Regions from separate parts of the Homo sapiens genome. Here all the other regions are linked to region 1. Evidence: chromatin loops called from intact Hi-C (ENCODE). Cell type or tissue: heart right ventricle. All regions are shown on one strand. Links, peaks and the distances in the headings refer to the core of each region. The heading gives the core; the rest is flanking DNA. Region 1 overlaps OGDH (oxoglutarate dehydrogenase). Region 2 has its middle 19 kb from the start of PPIA. Region 3 overlaps PPIA (peptidylprolyl isomerase A).

Region 1 (5,341 bases), core at 1-5,000:
GATCTTATCATACTTGGAAATTTCCTCCTGGAGGGTTGGGCACAACACAGCGTGACTGGCACAGGGCATGACTACTGCACACGCCCACCTGTACCCCCACACTTTCTGACAGCCACCACGCAAGCCCAACCATACCCCTGGCACAACTCCCGTGCATGCCCACCCATAGTCCCACACTTCGTGGATGCAAAACATCTCAGCCTCTGGGCCTGCTCCTTCTCAATAGGCATAACACCTTTCTAAGATTTTATTCTTTTCACTCCCAAAAGTTTCTTCCTCACATTTGCTGGGTAGAGATTCTGCTCGGAGTTTGAACCCCTAACCCTTCACCACTTTTTTTTTTTTTTTTTGAGACGGAGTCATGCTCTGTCACCAGGCTGGAGTGCAATGGCGCGATCTTGCCTCACTGCAACTTCCGCCTCCCGGGTTCAAGCGATTCTCCTGCCTCAGCCACCTGAGTAGCTGGGACTACAAGTGCGTGCCACCACGCCCAGCAAATTTTTGTATTTTTAGTAGACGGGGTTTCACCATGTTGGCCAGGATGGTCTCGATCTCTTGACCTCATGATCCACCTGCCTCAGTCTCCCAAAGTGCTGCAATTACAGGCATGAGCCACCACGCCCAGCCCACCACATTTTTTCTTAAGAACTGGTCCAGGCCAGGCGCAGTGGCTCATGCCTATAATCCCAGCACTTTGGGAGGCCAAGACAGGCAGATCACTTGAGGTCAGGAGTTCAAGACCAGCCTGGCCAACACGGGGAAACCCTGTTTCTACTAAAAATACAAAAATTAGCTAGGCGTGGTGGCTCGCACCTGTAATCCCAGGTACTTGGGACGCTGAGACATGAAAACTGCTTGAAGTAAGGAGGTGGAGGTTGCAGTGAGCTAAGATCATGCCACGGCACTCCAGCCTGGGTGACAGAGCTAGACTCCGTCTCAAAAAACAAAACAAAACAAAAAAAAAACTGGTTCACAAAGCTCTGTCTCCAGCATAGGCTACAGGCTATCAGGTTGTTCTGATCTGGGATCTGTCCTGTTCCCATGCTCAGATATAGCTCCTCACACCCACCCTCTCCCTCTCTAGGGCAGCTGCTTGGCCTTCCCACTCACAACCAACCAGCACTTACTATCCAGATTACAACAGGCCCCTTACCAAGCTGGATCCACCACCCACCTCTCAACCATGCACAATTTGTGAAATCTGAGAAAACCTACTGGGCTGCTACTACCTCAACCTGAAAACATCCCCTTCCCTTCCCCAAAACACTGTTTAAGGCCCACTTCCTTTATAAAGCATCTCAGTGGCCCAGATTCTCCAAAAAGTTATGCATTGAAATGCTGTAGTTGTAAATATTTCACATCCTCTCACGTGTATCCTCATAACTGGCAAAAGTGAGAACTGGCCCTGTGGCCCACCTTTTCTAGTCATCGCCAGCCCTGGAAAGGCGCACTGGGATAGAGCCGCAGGGACGTACCTCATACTCAGGCTGGTTGACCACACCCTGCGACACCAGCAGCTCAGCGTACTTCTGTAACACAGGCTTCTGCTTGCGGATCTGCTTGTACATGAGCGGCTGCGTGAACATGGGCTCATCCATCTCGTTGTGGCCGTTGCGCCGGTAACACACCTGCTCAGAGCAGTGAGAGGATGTCAGAGACAAGGGCTGGCCCCTTGGGAAGAAGTGCTGTTCAGGCACCTGCCCCATCTCTCCTAGGTGATGGCCACGTTCTTCATTCCTCATGCCTGCCCTGGAGTTTACCTTCTCTAGAATTAGGATTCTGTGTATCTCTCCTTCACACAGTAGAGCTGCTCTGTCAATGAGGAGTGGCCCTCCTCACCACCACAGCTCCTGCCTGGGAAGCATTCCTTGGTGCTTACAGGCCTGAACTATTTGGAGCTCAAAGGAACCAGCATGAGGCCTGGCAGTAGAGAGCCCTGAGGTGACTCATCTAGACAAGCTCCTCTCCTTGGGACACAGGGGTGCCGAGGGCAAGAGGGGTGGGTCAGATGCTCTGCCCAGGACGTGCTGTCCCCAGAGTCACTCACCAAATCGACAACCACGTCCTTGTGGAAGGTGCTCCTCCACTCGGCCGCCACTTTGCACACGTACATGACAGCCTCGGGGTCATCTGAGTTCACGTGGAAAATGGGGGCATTCACCACTCGGGCCACGTCAGTGGGGTAGGGGGAGGAGCGGGCCATCCGAGGGTCGGTGGTGAAGCCGATCTGCAAGGAACATGTAGCCTAGCAAGAGGGCACCTGGCACAGCCGGCACAGGGACCAGAGGGCGGGGCTGAGGCCGGGCATGGCATGCACTTGCCATCTGGCTACTCTGAGTACGTACCCCAAAATGGCTGTTTACACTTTTTCTTTTCCTTTGTTTTTTCCTATTCTGATAACAAAATCCATATATATTTAACATAGAGAATTTAAAAGACATAGTATGAAAAGTTAAATTAAGTTACCTATAATTCCACAGGCTATGGGGTAAATATTCTGATGTTTTCCTTTCCAGATTATTTTCTTTGTATGCATATATATGTAAATAAATACTTAAATTTGGGATCTTATTATTTCTATTATTTTGATTAATTCTTTTTATTTTTTGTAGAGATAGGGTCTCACCATGTTGCCCAGGCTGGCCTCAAACTCCTGGGCCTAAGTAATCCTCCTGTCTCGGCTTCCCGAAGTGTTATTATAGGAGTGAGGCACTGTGCCCAGCCTAAGAATTTTTTTTTTTTTTTGAGACGAAGTCTCACTCTGTTGCCCAAGCAGAGTGCAATGGCGTGATCTCAGCTCACTGCAACTTCCACCTCCCGGGTTCAAGCGATTATCCTGCCTTAGCCTCCCCAGTAGCTGGGAATACAGGCACGCACCACCATGCCTGGCTAATTTTTGTTATTTTTAGTAGAGACGGGGTTTCACTATGTTAGCCAGGCTGATTTTGAACTCCTGACCTTGTGATCCACCTGCCTCAGCCTCCCAAAGTGCTGGGATTACAGGAGTGAGCCACCACGCCCAGCAAGAATTTTTTTTTTTTTTTTAAAGAGAGAGTCATGGTCTGTCAACCAGACTGGAGTGCAGTGGTGCAATCGTAGCTCACCTCTCATGCCAGCCTTCTGTGTAGCTGGTGTTATAGGTGTGCACCACCAGGCCCAGCTAATTTTTAAATTTTTTTTGTAGAGATGGGGTCTTGCCATGTTGCCCGGGCTGGTCTTGAACTTTGGGGCTCAAGTGATCCTTCTGCCTCGGCCTCCCAAAATGCTGGGATTACAGGTGTGAGCCACAGTACCCAGCCAGAAAAGAAAATTTAAAGGCTTCATAACATTCCCTACCAGTTAGATGTACCAAAATTTAATGATATATTCATAATTTTATGGTTTGCATTTAAATTTTTATCTTATGATATATTTCAAACACAAAGCATGATAATACCACACTGCTCATCCTTAACGCCTTCACCTAACATGAACAAATCCCAACGGTTTCGCCATATTTGTTAGTGGACCAAAATGTTTCTGTCACAGAGGCTCAAGCCCGCAGGCCTCCTTACCCTTAAATCAGAGGAGGACACTGCCACAAGTTGCTATTTGTACTTCATATGTCCGTAAACAGTATATAGTATCTTCTGAGGCTTGTTGGTAACTTTGCAGTTTGCCTTTTAACATTTGCTTTTATGATACACCCAGGTTGAAACATGTAGCTATACTTCCTTTAGTCTCTACTTTCCAGTGAAACTTAACCAGACACAGTATACCCCACAGAGTATTTATCCATTCTCCTGTTGGTGGACATTTCTTTTGTTTCCAATTTGTGGTAAACACAATGTTGCTGTACACATCCTTATACAAATTTTCTCCCTCAAACGCTGAGTTTTTTTGCAATCTAATCCTAGAAAGGGAAAACTGAGCCACAGGCATGAGCATTTAAAATTTTTCTAAATGCTCTCCTGAGTAGCTGTTCTACTTACACTCCTACTAGCAGCATATTAATATCCTGCAATTTCCATTTACCATACTGTGACCATTTCCCCAGGATATCAAACTTTTTTTTTTTTTTTTTTTTTTTTAAGACAGAGTCTCATTGTGACTCCCAGGCTGGAGTGCAGTGGTGCACCTCTGCTTACTGCAAGCTCCACCTCCCGGGTTCACACCATTCTCCTGCCTCAGCCTCCTGCGTAGCTGGGACTACAGGTGCCTGCCACCATGCCTGGCTAATTTTTTGTATTTTTTTTTTTTAGTAGAGATGGGGTTTCATGGTGTTAGCCAGGATGGTCTCAATCTCCTGACCTTGTGATCCCCCGCCTCGGCCTCCCAAAGTGCTGGGATTACAGGCGTGAGCCACTGTGCCCGGCCATTCCCTAGGATATTAATCTTTTTTAGTGGTTGTTTAATATCCCTTCCTATGGCTTTGCCAAATTTTATGCAAAGACGCTTCTGCTGTTGGACATAGGTTTGTTTCCTAACTTTGTGGTAGCGCAAATATGGTTTTGACAAAAACCTTTTTTTTTTTTTTTTTTGAGAGAAGGTCTCACTCTGTTGCCCAGGCTGGAACGTAGTGGTGTGATCACGGCTCACTGCAGCCTTGACCTCCCGGGCTCAAGCAATCCTCCTGCCTCAGCCTCCTCAGTAGCTGGGACTACAGATGTGTACCACCACGCCTGGCTAATTTTTGTTTTGTTTTGTTTTGTGTAGAGACAGGGTCTCACTTTGTTGCCCAGGCTGGTCTTGAACTCCTGAGCTCAAGCAATCCTCTTGCCTTGGCCTCCCAAAGTATTGGGAACAGGTTTGAGCCATTGCATCTGGCAGACAAAGAGTCTTATGAAAAAATATTTACCATCAGATGGCTTCCTTAGGTGAAATTTCTGGAAGGGAATTTCTAAGTATGTTCTAAAAGAAATAAGAGACTCAGCTAAGAAGTTACTTCCTCTCCTTCTACAGATCTTCCTGATGCCACACTACCTCATGAGCAATGAGTCAAAGCAGTAAAGAGATAAAGAAAATATTAGCAAAATCTAACTCTATATTTATGTTTAATGGCTTTTACATAATCTCCCTTCTCACACTGACTAAAGAAATGATCAGAAATAGTCAGACACTGATGAGATTAAAAAAAAAATGGTGTATCAGAGCCTGACACATAAGAGAGCCCTGAACAATCTCAGCTGGTATTGAAGCCAGCATTGCCCATCTTGGGCTTCAGCATGTAAAGAAGGGCCTGCAGCAGGAAGTCAGTGATCATAACATGCCTTACTGCTAGAACCTCACAGAAAGAAACCCATTTTGCAAGGTTGAGGTCTCAGCTGCCCTCTCCAATGTTCACCACTGTTATGAGCTTCTG
Region 2 (5,341 bases), core at 125-5,124, 120 kb before region 1:
AGAGTGGATTAACACAAATTGCTTTCTTTTTTTTTTTTTTTTTTTTTTTTGACAGAATCTCACTCTGTTGCCCAGGTTGGAGGGCAGTGGAACAATCTTGGCTCACTGCAACCTCCATCTCCTGGGCCAGCCTCCTGAATAGCTGGGACTACAGGCATGCACCACTACACCTGACTAATTTTTTTTTTTTTTTTGAGACAGAGTCTCTTGTTGCCCAGGCTGGAGTGCAATGGCTTGATCTTGGCTCACCGCAACCTCCGCCTCCTGGGATCAAGCGATTCTCCTGCCTCAGCCTCCAGACTAGCTGGGATTATAGGCATGCGCCACTACGCCTGCCTAATTTTGTATTTTTAGTAGAGATGGAGTTTCTCCATGTTGGTCAGGCTGGTTTCGAACCCCCTACCTCAGGTGATCCTCCCGCCTCAGCCTCCCAAAGTGCTGGGATTACAGGGGTGAGCCACCTCGCCTGATCTTTTTCTTTCTTTTTTCTTTTTTTTTTTGAGATGGAGTCTTGCTCTGTCGCCCAAGCTGGAAGGCAGTCGCACGATCTCGGCTCACTGCAACCTCTGCCTCCCAGGTTCAAGTGATTCTCCTGCCTCAGCCTCCTGAGTAGCTGGGATTACAGGCGCCCACCACTACACCTGGCTAATTTTGTATTTTTAGTGGAGATGGGGTTTCACCATGTTGGCCAGGCTGGTCTTGAACTCCTGACCTCAAGTGATCCTCCTGCCTCAGCCTCACTAAGTGCTGGGATTACAGGCATGAGCCACTGTGCCTGGCCTGATTTCTAGCTTTTGTTTTGGAAAATTGCCTAATAAGTAATAAAAGTAATAATGAATGGGCTGGATGTGGAGGCTCACACCTGTAATCCTGGCACTTTGGGAGGCCGAGGTGGGAGGATCACTTGTGACCAGGAGTTCAAGACCAGCCTGGCCAACATAGTAAACCCCTCATCTCTACTAAAAATACGAAAATTATGGCCTGGCATGGTGCCTCATACCTGTAATCCCAGCACTTTGGGAGGCCAAGGCAGGTGGATCACCTGAGGTCAGGAGTTCAAGATCAGCCTGGGCCAACGTGGTGAAACCCTGTCTTTGCTAAAAATACAAAAAAATTAGCTGGGTGTGGTGGCGGGCACCTGTAATCCCAGCTACTCAGGAGGCTGAGGCAGGAGAATCACTTGAACCCAGGAGGCGCAGGTTGCAGTGAGCCCAGATTGTGCCATTGCACTCTAGCCTGAGCAACAGAGCACGACTCCGTATCAAAAATAAATAAATAGCCAGGCGAGGTGGCTCACGCCTGTAATCCCAGCTACTCAGGAGGCTGAGGCAGGAGAATCGCCTGAACTTGGGAGGCGAAGGTTGCAGTGAGCAAAGATTGCGCCACTGCACTCCAGCCTGGGCGACAGGGCAAAACTCCATCTCGAAAAAAATAAAAATAAAAATAATAAATAAATAAATAAATAAATAAAAATACAAAAATTAGCCAGGTGTGGTAATGTGCACCTATACTCAACGCCGTCTCTACTAAAAATACAAAAATTAGCTGGGGGTGGTGGCGGGTGCCTGTAATCCCAGCTATTCAGAAGGCTGAGGCAGGAGAATCGCTTGAACCCAGGAGGCAGAGGTTGTAGTGAGCTGAGATAGTGCCATTGTACTTCAGCCTGTGAGACAAGAGCAAAACTCTGTCTCAGAAAAAAAAAAAAAAGTAATTTTTGAACAATATATTTGTTTAAGCACTTGGAGTGAGCCACATACTACTGATTTATTTTAAAATGTATGTTTTTGAAATTTTTCATATGTAATGCAGGTAAAAATAAGTCCTCTGGCCACAGTCCTTGAGCCTCTACTTGGAGACACCCACTGTGAAACATTTCTTCTCTGTCCTCCCAAGGATATTATAGTCACATGCAAGCATAAAGATACATTTAATTTTACTTTTTACAAAAACAGTGGCATATGTTATATTGCATTCTACTGTTCTTTGTTTTTCTAAATCTAACTTTACAAAATCTATGTCTACGTCTGTCTGAGGCTATTTTGAGGATGTACTACATTGGCCTTTATCTACTTTCTTTCTTTTTTTTTACGTCTGTCTTTTTTTTTTTTTTTTTTTTTGAGGCGGAGTCTCGCTCTGTCGCCTGGGCTGGAGTGCAGTGGCACGATCTCGGCTCACTGCAACCTCCGCCTCCTGGGTTCAAGCAATTCTCCTGCCTCCAGCCTCCTAAGTAGCTGGGACTACAGGTGCCCGCCACCATACTCAGCTAATTTTTATATTTTTAGTAGAGATGCTTGCATGTGCATAGAATATCCTTGGAAGGACAGCGAAGAAATGTTTCACAGTGGGTGTCTCCAAGTAGAGGCTCAATGACTGTGGCTAGAGAGGACTTATTTTTACCTGCATTACATATGAAGAGTTTCCGCCTGCCTTGGCCTCCCAAAGTGCTGGAACTACAGGTGTGAGCCACCATGCCTGGCACATTGGTCTTTTTTTAAAAAATAGAGACAAGGTCCATGCCTGTAATCCCAGCACTTTGGGAGCTGAGGCGGGCAGATCACGAGGTCAATAGATCGAGACCATCCTGGCCAACATGGTGAAACACGTCTCTACTAAAAATACAACATTAGCCGGGCCTGGTGGCGGGCCTCTTTAGTCCCAGCTACTCGGGAGGCTGAGGCAGAAGAATCGCTTGAACCCGGGAGGCGGAGGTTGCAGTGAGCCGAGAATGCGCCACTACACTCCAGCCTGGCGACAGAGCAAGACTTCGTCTCAAAAAAAAAAAAAAAATTACGACAACATCTCACTTGGTTTCCCAGGCTGGTCTCGAACTCCTAGGCTCAAGTGATCCTCCCACCTTGGCCTCCCAAACTGCTGAGATTACAGGCATGAGCCACAGCACCCAGCCTACACTGGTCTTTTAACAATTACTTCTATCTCGTCATGTTGGTGGTTTCAGCAGGACAGCAGTGCCTCCAGGAGGCACTTTGAAGATTTGTGGGCCTCCAACAGTGGTTGGGGAGATGTTGCACATCTTGTCATGCATGGCACTGTCCACATGACTGAAATGTCCAGCCAGATGTTCATGTACATGAATAACTCATTTATCATTGCCTAAGTCTAGAACTCTATTTTACATATAAACACAAAGGGGTTTGGTTGTAGTTTTGCTTGTTAAAAGTTTTAACATCCCTGACATTCTCCAGGCCTGTAAACTGCTGTGTAATCAGAGAGAAGAATGAACTTTATTTTACTTATTTACTTTTATAAATTTTTTTCTTTGGAGATGGGGTATCCCTATGTTGACCAGGCTGGTCTTGAACTCCTGGCCTCAAGTGATCCTCCCATCTTGGCCTCCCAGAGTGCTGTGATTACGGGCATGAGCCACTGTGCCTGGCCAAAGCATGAACTTCACCTTCATTGTTTGGAATTTTGTTGAGTTGTTCATCACTTCTGGAAGTCAGCTGGTGTCACCTGAGATACTGAAAGACACCTAAACTGCACTCCTTGCTACAAGCAGTTACAGCAGGATGGACTCGACCTCTCACTGTACCCTCTCCAGTGATCTTAGAGACCCAAGCATTTACAGAGTGAAACATGCCAGGCACAGTGGCTCACGCCTGTAATCCCAGCACTTTGGGAGGCTGAGGCAGGCAGATCACCTGAGATCAGGAGTTCGAGACCAGTCTGACCAACATGGAGAAACCCCGTCTCTACTAAAAATACAAAATTAGCTGGGTGTGGTGGCGCATGCCTGTAATCCCAGCTACTCGGGAAGCTGAGGCAGGAGAATCGCTTGAACCCAGGAGGCGGGGGTTGCGGTGAGCCAAGATCACGCTATTGCACTCCAGCCTGGGCAACAAGAGTGAAACTCCCTCTCAAAAATAATAATAATAATAATAATAATAATACAGAGTGAAACACATATTATTTCATCATCAGGGATTTCCCTTTCCTTTGTCCTTTATTGTCTAGTTAGACCTTACTGATCTTTAAAAATGTTGTAAGAAAGTCACACCCATAATTTGAGTTCAGGGCAGTAAAAGGAAGCAGTGGATCTGTAAGGCTATTATAAATTAATAGGCGGGGCGCGGTGGCTTACGCCTGTTATCCCAGCATTGTGGGAGGCTGAGGTGAGCAGATCACCTGAGGTCAGGAGTTCGAGACCAGCCTGGCCAACATGGTGAAACCCCGTCTCTACTAAAATTACAAAAATTAGCTGGGCATGGTGGCGGGCATCTGTAATCTCAGCTACTCAGGAGGCTGAGGTAGGAGAATTGCTTGAACCGGGGAGGTGGAGGTTGCAGTGAGCTGAGATCACACCACTGCACTCCAGCCTGGGAGACAGAGTGAGACTCCATCTCAAAAAATAAAATAAAATAAAATAATATAAAATAATAAATTAATAGAGAACTGTAATTTGTTTAGCCAGTCCCCTATGATGAATATTTATACTGTTTCCTAAAATTGCATTTGTACATAACCATTGATTCAAACAAAGCAAGAAAATTTAAAACATGAAGGAGAAAAAATAGTATTTCAGAATTTAAGGTTCTAAAGATAACCAATCTCATTTCCTCTTGCATTTATTTATATTTTATATTAATATATGTGTGTGTATATATATTTATTTATTTATTTATTTATTTATTTTGAGATGGAGTTTCGCTCTTGTTGCCTAGGCTGGAGTGCAATGGCGCGATCTTGGCTCACTGCAACCTCCACCTCCCAGGTTCAAGTGATTCTCCTGCCTCAGCCTCCCGAGTAGCTGGGATTACAGGCATGTGCCACCATGCCCGGCTAATTTTATATTTTTAGTAGATACGGGGTTTCTCCATGTTGGTCAGGCTGGTGGTCTCAAACTCCCAACCTCAGGTGATCCGCCTGCCATGGCCTCCCAAAGTGCTGGGATTACAGGCGTGAAGCACTGCGCCCTGCCGTATTTTTTTTGAGACAGTCTTGCTCTGTTGTCCAGGCTGGAGTGCAGTGGTGCAATCATGGCTCACTGCAGCCATGACCTCCTGGGCTCAACCAATCCTCCTGCCTCAGCTTCCTGAGTAGCTAGGACTACAGGCATAAGCCATCATATCCTCCTCTTTCATTTAAAGTAATCCTGTCATTAAAGCAGATTTACTTTTCACCACTGACATTACTATCCTGGCCCAAGCCCCTTTCCTCACTCCTGGATGATGCAGTAGTCTCCAGATTTCACTCCGCCACATAGTCTATCCTCAACAGACTTCAGTCAAAGTGACCTTTTTAAGAATGGTGGCTTAGGCCGGGCGCGGTGGCTGATGTCTGTAATCCCAGCACTTTGGGAGGCTGAAGTTGGCAGATCACCTGA
Region 3 (5,341 bases), core at 107-5,106, 110 kb before region 1:
TGGGCAGATCACCTGAGGTCAGGAGTTCGAGGTCAGCCTGATCAACATAGTGAAACCCCATCTCTACTAAAAATACAAAAATTAGCTGGGCATGGTGGTGCCTCCCAGCTACTTGGCAGGCTGTGGCAGGAGAATCACTTGAACCTAGGAGGTGGAGGTTGCAATGAGCTGAGATTGTGCCATTGCACTCCAGCCTGGGTAACAAGAGCGAAACTCTATCTCAAAAAAAAAATAATAAAAATATGGAATACATGTGTAGAACATGCGGGTTTGTTACATAGGTATATGTGTGCCATGGTGGTTTGCTGCACCTATTAACCCTGAAATAGAATTTTATTTATTTATTTATTTTGAGACAGAGTCTCGCTCTGTTGCCCAGGCTGGGGTGCAATGGTACGATCTTGGCTCACTGCAGCCTTCATCTCCCAGGTTCAAGCGATTTTCCTGCCTCGGCCTCCTGAGTAGCTGGGATTACAGACATGCACCACCATGCCTGGCTAATTTTGTATTTTGAGTAGAGATGGAATTTCACCATGTTGGCCAGGTTGGTCTCGAACTCCTGACCTCAAGTGATCTGCCCACCTCGGCCTCCCAAAGTGCTGAGATTACAGGCATGAGCCACCGTACCTGGACTGAAAAAGAATTTTAAAAAGCAATAAACATAAAAACACATTATAAGAACAAGGGGGAACATCTGACTGTGAACCAGATATTATAGATTTTACAGATTTTCTGAGGTGGAGAAAGGCATTGGCTGACTTTCCCAGAAATAGTTCTTGTGTTCTCAAAGACCCTGAGGCCACACTCTAACCCAGCCTGCTCAACTTGCCTTCTCCTGGGAGCCTGCCTCATAATAGTGGCAATTTCGACCTTTCTTTGCACAATTAGGTTTGTGCTTGCTTCTCACTTTTTCTCAATATGTTTTTAGGGACACAGGTGCTAGAGATTGATGAACACAAAAATTGGAATCATGGGCTGAGCACGCCTGTAATCCCAGCACTTTTGGAGGCCGAGGCAGGAGGATCACCTGAGGTAGGGAGTTCGAGACCAGCCTGACCAACATGGAGAAACCCAGTCTCTACTAAAAATACAAAATTAGCCGGGCATGGTGGCACATGCCTGTAATCCCAACTACTCGGGAGGCTGAGGCAGGAGAATCGCTTGAACCTGGGAGGCGGAGGGTTGCGGTGAGCCGAGATTGCATCATTGCACTCCAGCCTGGGCAACAAGAGCAAAACTTCATCTCAAAAAAAAAAAAAAAAATTGGAATCATGGTTCCCTCTGAAGAGGAAAGAGCGTGCAACTGAAGAGGGCTTGCAAAGGGCATTTCTGGGATACTAGTAGATATGCTGGGGTTCTTTTTATTTCTGGTCTTTAAACTGTATTTTATAGACTTGTGGTAGGCAACTCTTAAAGATGGTCCCTTATCCCCACCTCTATAAATTGGGTTTCATCATGTTGGCAAGGCTGGTCTCGCACTCCTGACCTCGTGATTCACCCGCCTTGGCCTCCCAAAGTTCTGGGATTACAGGCATGAGCCACCATGCCCGGCCGCCTGGGTAATTTTTCTGTTTTTAATATAGACAGAGTTTCACCATGTTGCACAGGCTGGTCTTGAACACCTGGGTTCAAGCGATCTGCCTGCATTGGCCTCCTGGGTGCTGGGATTACGGGCGTGAGCCACCATGCCCAGCCTAGAATATTTGTAAAGGGATCAGAAGGGGTCTATCACACAGTTACTGTGATATTTCTTCTGAGCCTTCTCTGAACCAAGCTTTAGCCTAGGTACTGGGATACACTGGTGAAAAGCTAGACAAATCCCTGCTGGGTGTTTACACACTAACAGAACTGTTCATGCATGTACCATGTGCTAACCACTCTTCTAAGTACTTCATATCTAATCCCCACAACTCTGAGAAGCAGAGTTTTTAGTTTTTTGGTTTTTTTTTTTGAGCTGGAGTCTTGCTCTGTCACCCAAGTCTGGAGTGCAGTGGCACAATCTCCGCTCACTGCAACCTCTGCCTCCCGGGTTCAAGTGATTCTGGTGCCTCTGCCTCCCAAGTAGCTGGGATTACAGGGGCGTGCCACCACGCCCAGCTAATTTTTGTATTTTTAGTAGAGACGGGGTTTCACCATGTTGTCCAGGGTGGTCTCAAACTCCTGATCTCAGGTGATCTGCCTGCCTCAGCTTTCCAAAGCGTTAGGATTACAGGCGTGAGCCACCACGCTGGGGCAAGTATCTTTTTTTTTGTTTGAGACGGAGTCTCTGTCATCCGGGCTGGAGTGCAATGGGGCCAATTTCGGCTCACTGCAACTTCCACCTCCCAGGTTCAAGCGATTCTCCTGCCTCAAGCCTCCTAAGTAGCTGGGATTACAGGCGCATGCCACCATGCCTGGCTAATTTTTGTATTTTTAGTAGAGACGGAGTTTCACCATGTTGGTCAGGCTGGTCTCGAATTCCTGGACTCAGGTGATCCACCCGCCTCAGCCTCCCAAAGTGCTGGGATTACAGGTCTGAGCCACTGTGCCCGGCCCTGAGTATCTTCTTATTCACTGTGTAAGGCGTGGATATATACAGCAAACTCACAGTGTGGTCTAGGCAAACTCCCGCCTCTCAGCTTGTAAGTTTCCTAAGGGTTTCCATGAGAGCCTCCAACCAGCAGAAAAATGATGGGTTTTCCTGGTTACCTTTCTTCCAAGCTCCACTTCTTTCTCAGGGTAGCCATTTGAGACCTTTCTGACCAGGTCAAATCTTACTACACAAGCTGATGCCGCAATACCAGCTTGGCATCTGACTCACTTTCCTTTTTCTTTTTTTTTTGAGACAGCATTTTGCTCTTTTGCCCAGGCTGGAGTGCAATGGTGCGGTCTCGGCTCACTGCAATGTCCACGTCCGCAGTAGCTGGGATTACAGGCTAATTTTTTGTATTTTTAGTAGAGACGTAGTTTCACCACGTTGGTCAGGCTGGTTGCTAACTCCTGACCTCAGGTGATCCACCCGCCTTGGCCTCCCAAAGTGCTGGGATTACAGGCATGAGCCACCATGCCTGGCCCGGCCTTCCTTTCAAAAGGTCTGTTGAGGGAGGAAATTGTCTACTTTGGCACATAATTATCTTCCCAGTGGTTGGGCATGGTGGCTCACACCTGTAACCCAAGCACATTGGGAAATGGAGGCAGGAGGATTGCTTGAGGCCAGTTTTTTGTTTTTTTCTTTGAGACAAGAGTCTCACTCTGTCACCCAGGCTGGAGTGCAGTGGCATGATCTTGGCTCACTGCAAGCTCTGCCTCCCAGGTTCACACCATTCTCCTGTCTCAGCCTCCCAGGTAGCTGGGACTACAGGCACCTGCCACCATGCCCGGCTAACTTTTTGTATTTTTAGTAGAGACAGGGTTTCACTGTGTTAGCCAGGATGGTCTCCATCTCCTGACCCCGTGACCCGCTCACCTCAGACTCCGAAGGTGCTGGGATTTCAAGTGTGAGACACCGTGCCCGGCCGAGGCCAGTTTTTCAGACTAACCTGGACAACATAGCAAGACTTTTTTTTTTTGATACTGGGTCTTTCTCTGTCACCCAGCTGGAGTGCTACCACAGCTCACTGCACCCTCGACCTCCCAGGCACAAGGGATCCTCCCACCTCAGACACCTGAGTAGCTGGGACCACAGGCATATGCATCCACATCCAGCTTTCTTTTTTGAGACAAAGTCTCACTCTTGTCCCCCAGGCTGGAGTGCAATGGCCCAATCTCAGCTCACCGCAACCTCCACCTCCCAGGTTCAAGGATTCTCCTGCCTCAGCCTACCAAGTAGCTAGGATTACAGGTGCCTGCCACTATGCCTGGCTAATTTTTTTTTGTATTTTTAGTAGAGATGAGGTTTCACCAGGTTGGCCAGGCTGGTCTCAAACTCCTGACCTCAGGTGATCCGTCCACCTCGGCCTCCCAAAGTGCTGGGATTACAGGAGTGAGCCACCACACCTGGCATCCCAGCTTATTTTCTTATTTGTAGAGTCAGGGTCCCCCTATATTGCCCAGGCTGGTCTCAAACTCCTTGGCTCAAGGTCCTCAGGCCTTGGCCTCCCGAAGTGCCGGGATTACAGGTATGAGACACCACAGCCGGACCTTTTTTTTTTTTGGGACAGAGTCTCTCATATTCTGTCTCCCAGGCTGGAGTGCAGTGGCACGATCTTGGCTCATTGTGCTTTCTGGTTTCAAGCAGTTCTCCTGCCTCAGCCTCCCAAATAGCTGGGATTACAGAAATGCACCACCATGACCATGTAATTTTTGCATATTTAATAGATGGAGTTTCTCTACGTTGGCCAGGCTGGTCTCAAACTACTGACCTCAGGTAATCTGCCTGCCTTGGCCTCCCGAAGTGCTGGGATTACCGAGGCCCGGCCCAAGTATTGAACTCTAATACCAGATGTCAGGGATCACGCTGGGCACTGGAGAAATTAAAAAAAAAAAAAAAAAAGGAATGGGGCTGGACGCGGTGGCTCACGCCTGAAATCCTAGCACTTTGGGAGCCCAAGGCGGGCGGATTACCTGAGGTCTGTTTGAGACCAGCCTGGCCATGAACATGGTAAACCCCTACTCTACTAAAAATACAAAAAATTAGCTGGGTGTGGTGGCATACACCTGTAATCCCAGCTACTCTGGAAGCTGAGACAGGAGAATCGTTTGAACCTGGGAGGCAGAGGATGCAGTGAGTGGAGATAGTGCCATTGCACTCCAGCCTGGGCAACAAGAGCCAAACTGTCTCAAATAAAAAAGAAAAAAAAAGTTAAATACTTGGATGAATAAAAGCAGTTAATGACAACGTGGTGAGGCTATTCTGTTAATTAATGGAATAAGAAATACTAGGGATAATGAAAAGATGTTTGATGTTTATTTCCACCTTGCACTCAGGTCTGAGCCACAAGTACATTAAGACATTGAATGGTATCACCCAGGGAATACGTAACCAGACAACACACAAGACTGAGATGCACAAGTGGTGGTGGTGGTAATTCACGCAGAAGGAACCAGACAGTAAAACAAAAATTGCCCAACACACCAAATGATCAAATCCGCCACCTCTAGGATAGGCAAACTTGATTGCTGGGTTAAGAACCCTAGAGGTCTGTTAAGGTGGGCAGAGAAGGGGTTTTCTCAGCTTAGATTGTCCTGACATCTAACTGCCAGCAAGCACTGTACATATAATTTCCTGAGAAACCAAGTCCTTAGTGGGAAGGGTATCCCTTTGACCAGATCTTATGGCTTAAATTGGTCAGGTTTGCAAAACCTCAAAGCCTCCATAACCAAAGCTAGGGAGAGGCTCTATATGCTACAAGCAGTACCTCCT

What was found. Peaks named below come from ENCODE experiments on the same cell type or tissue, not always from the same donor. Only the 100,000 strongest peaks of a DNase experiment are listed, where the experiment ranks them.
Region 2: it touches region 1 in a loop (2.3-fold over the local background); 2 of 110 quality-filtered maps call a loop at or near these places.
Region 3: a loop joins it to region 1, with 2.6 times the contacts of the local background. A loop is called at or near these places in 7 of 110 quality-filtered maps.

What each region holds. Positions count from the first base shown.
Region 1 is chr7:44,690,711-44,696,051 of GRCh38, reverse strand. It overlaps OGDH (oxoglutarate dehydrogenase), which reads right to left. Exons shown (of 23, transcript NM_002541.4): 11 at 2,048-2,227; 12 at 1,476-1,628; 13 at 1-27. Among named protein-coding and RNA genes, the nearest start is that of ZMIZ2, 55 kb to the left of the region's middle. In heart right ventricle, for the core only: no CTCF peak of the experiment used is centred there; a DNase peak (open chromatin) is centred at 2,011; H3K27ac peaks cover 2,162 bases.
Region 2 is chr7:44,812,791-44,818,131 of GRCh38, reverse strand. No RefSeq gene overlaps it. Among named protein-coding and RNA genes, the nearest start is that of PPIA, 19 kb to the right of the region's middle. In heart right ventricle, for the core only: no CTCF peak of the experiment used is centred there; no DNase peak of the experiment used is centred there.
Region 3 is chr7:44,802,640-44,807,980 of GRCh38, reverse strand. It overlaps PPIA (peptidylprolyl isomerase A), which reads right to left. Exons shown (of 5, transcript NM_021130.5): 5 at 4,864-5,341. Among named protein-coding and RNA genes, the nearest start is that of PPIA, 8.6 kb to the right of the region's middle. In heart right ventricle, for the core only: no CTCF peak of the experiment used is centred there; no DNase peak of the experiment used is centred there.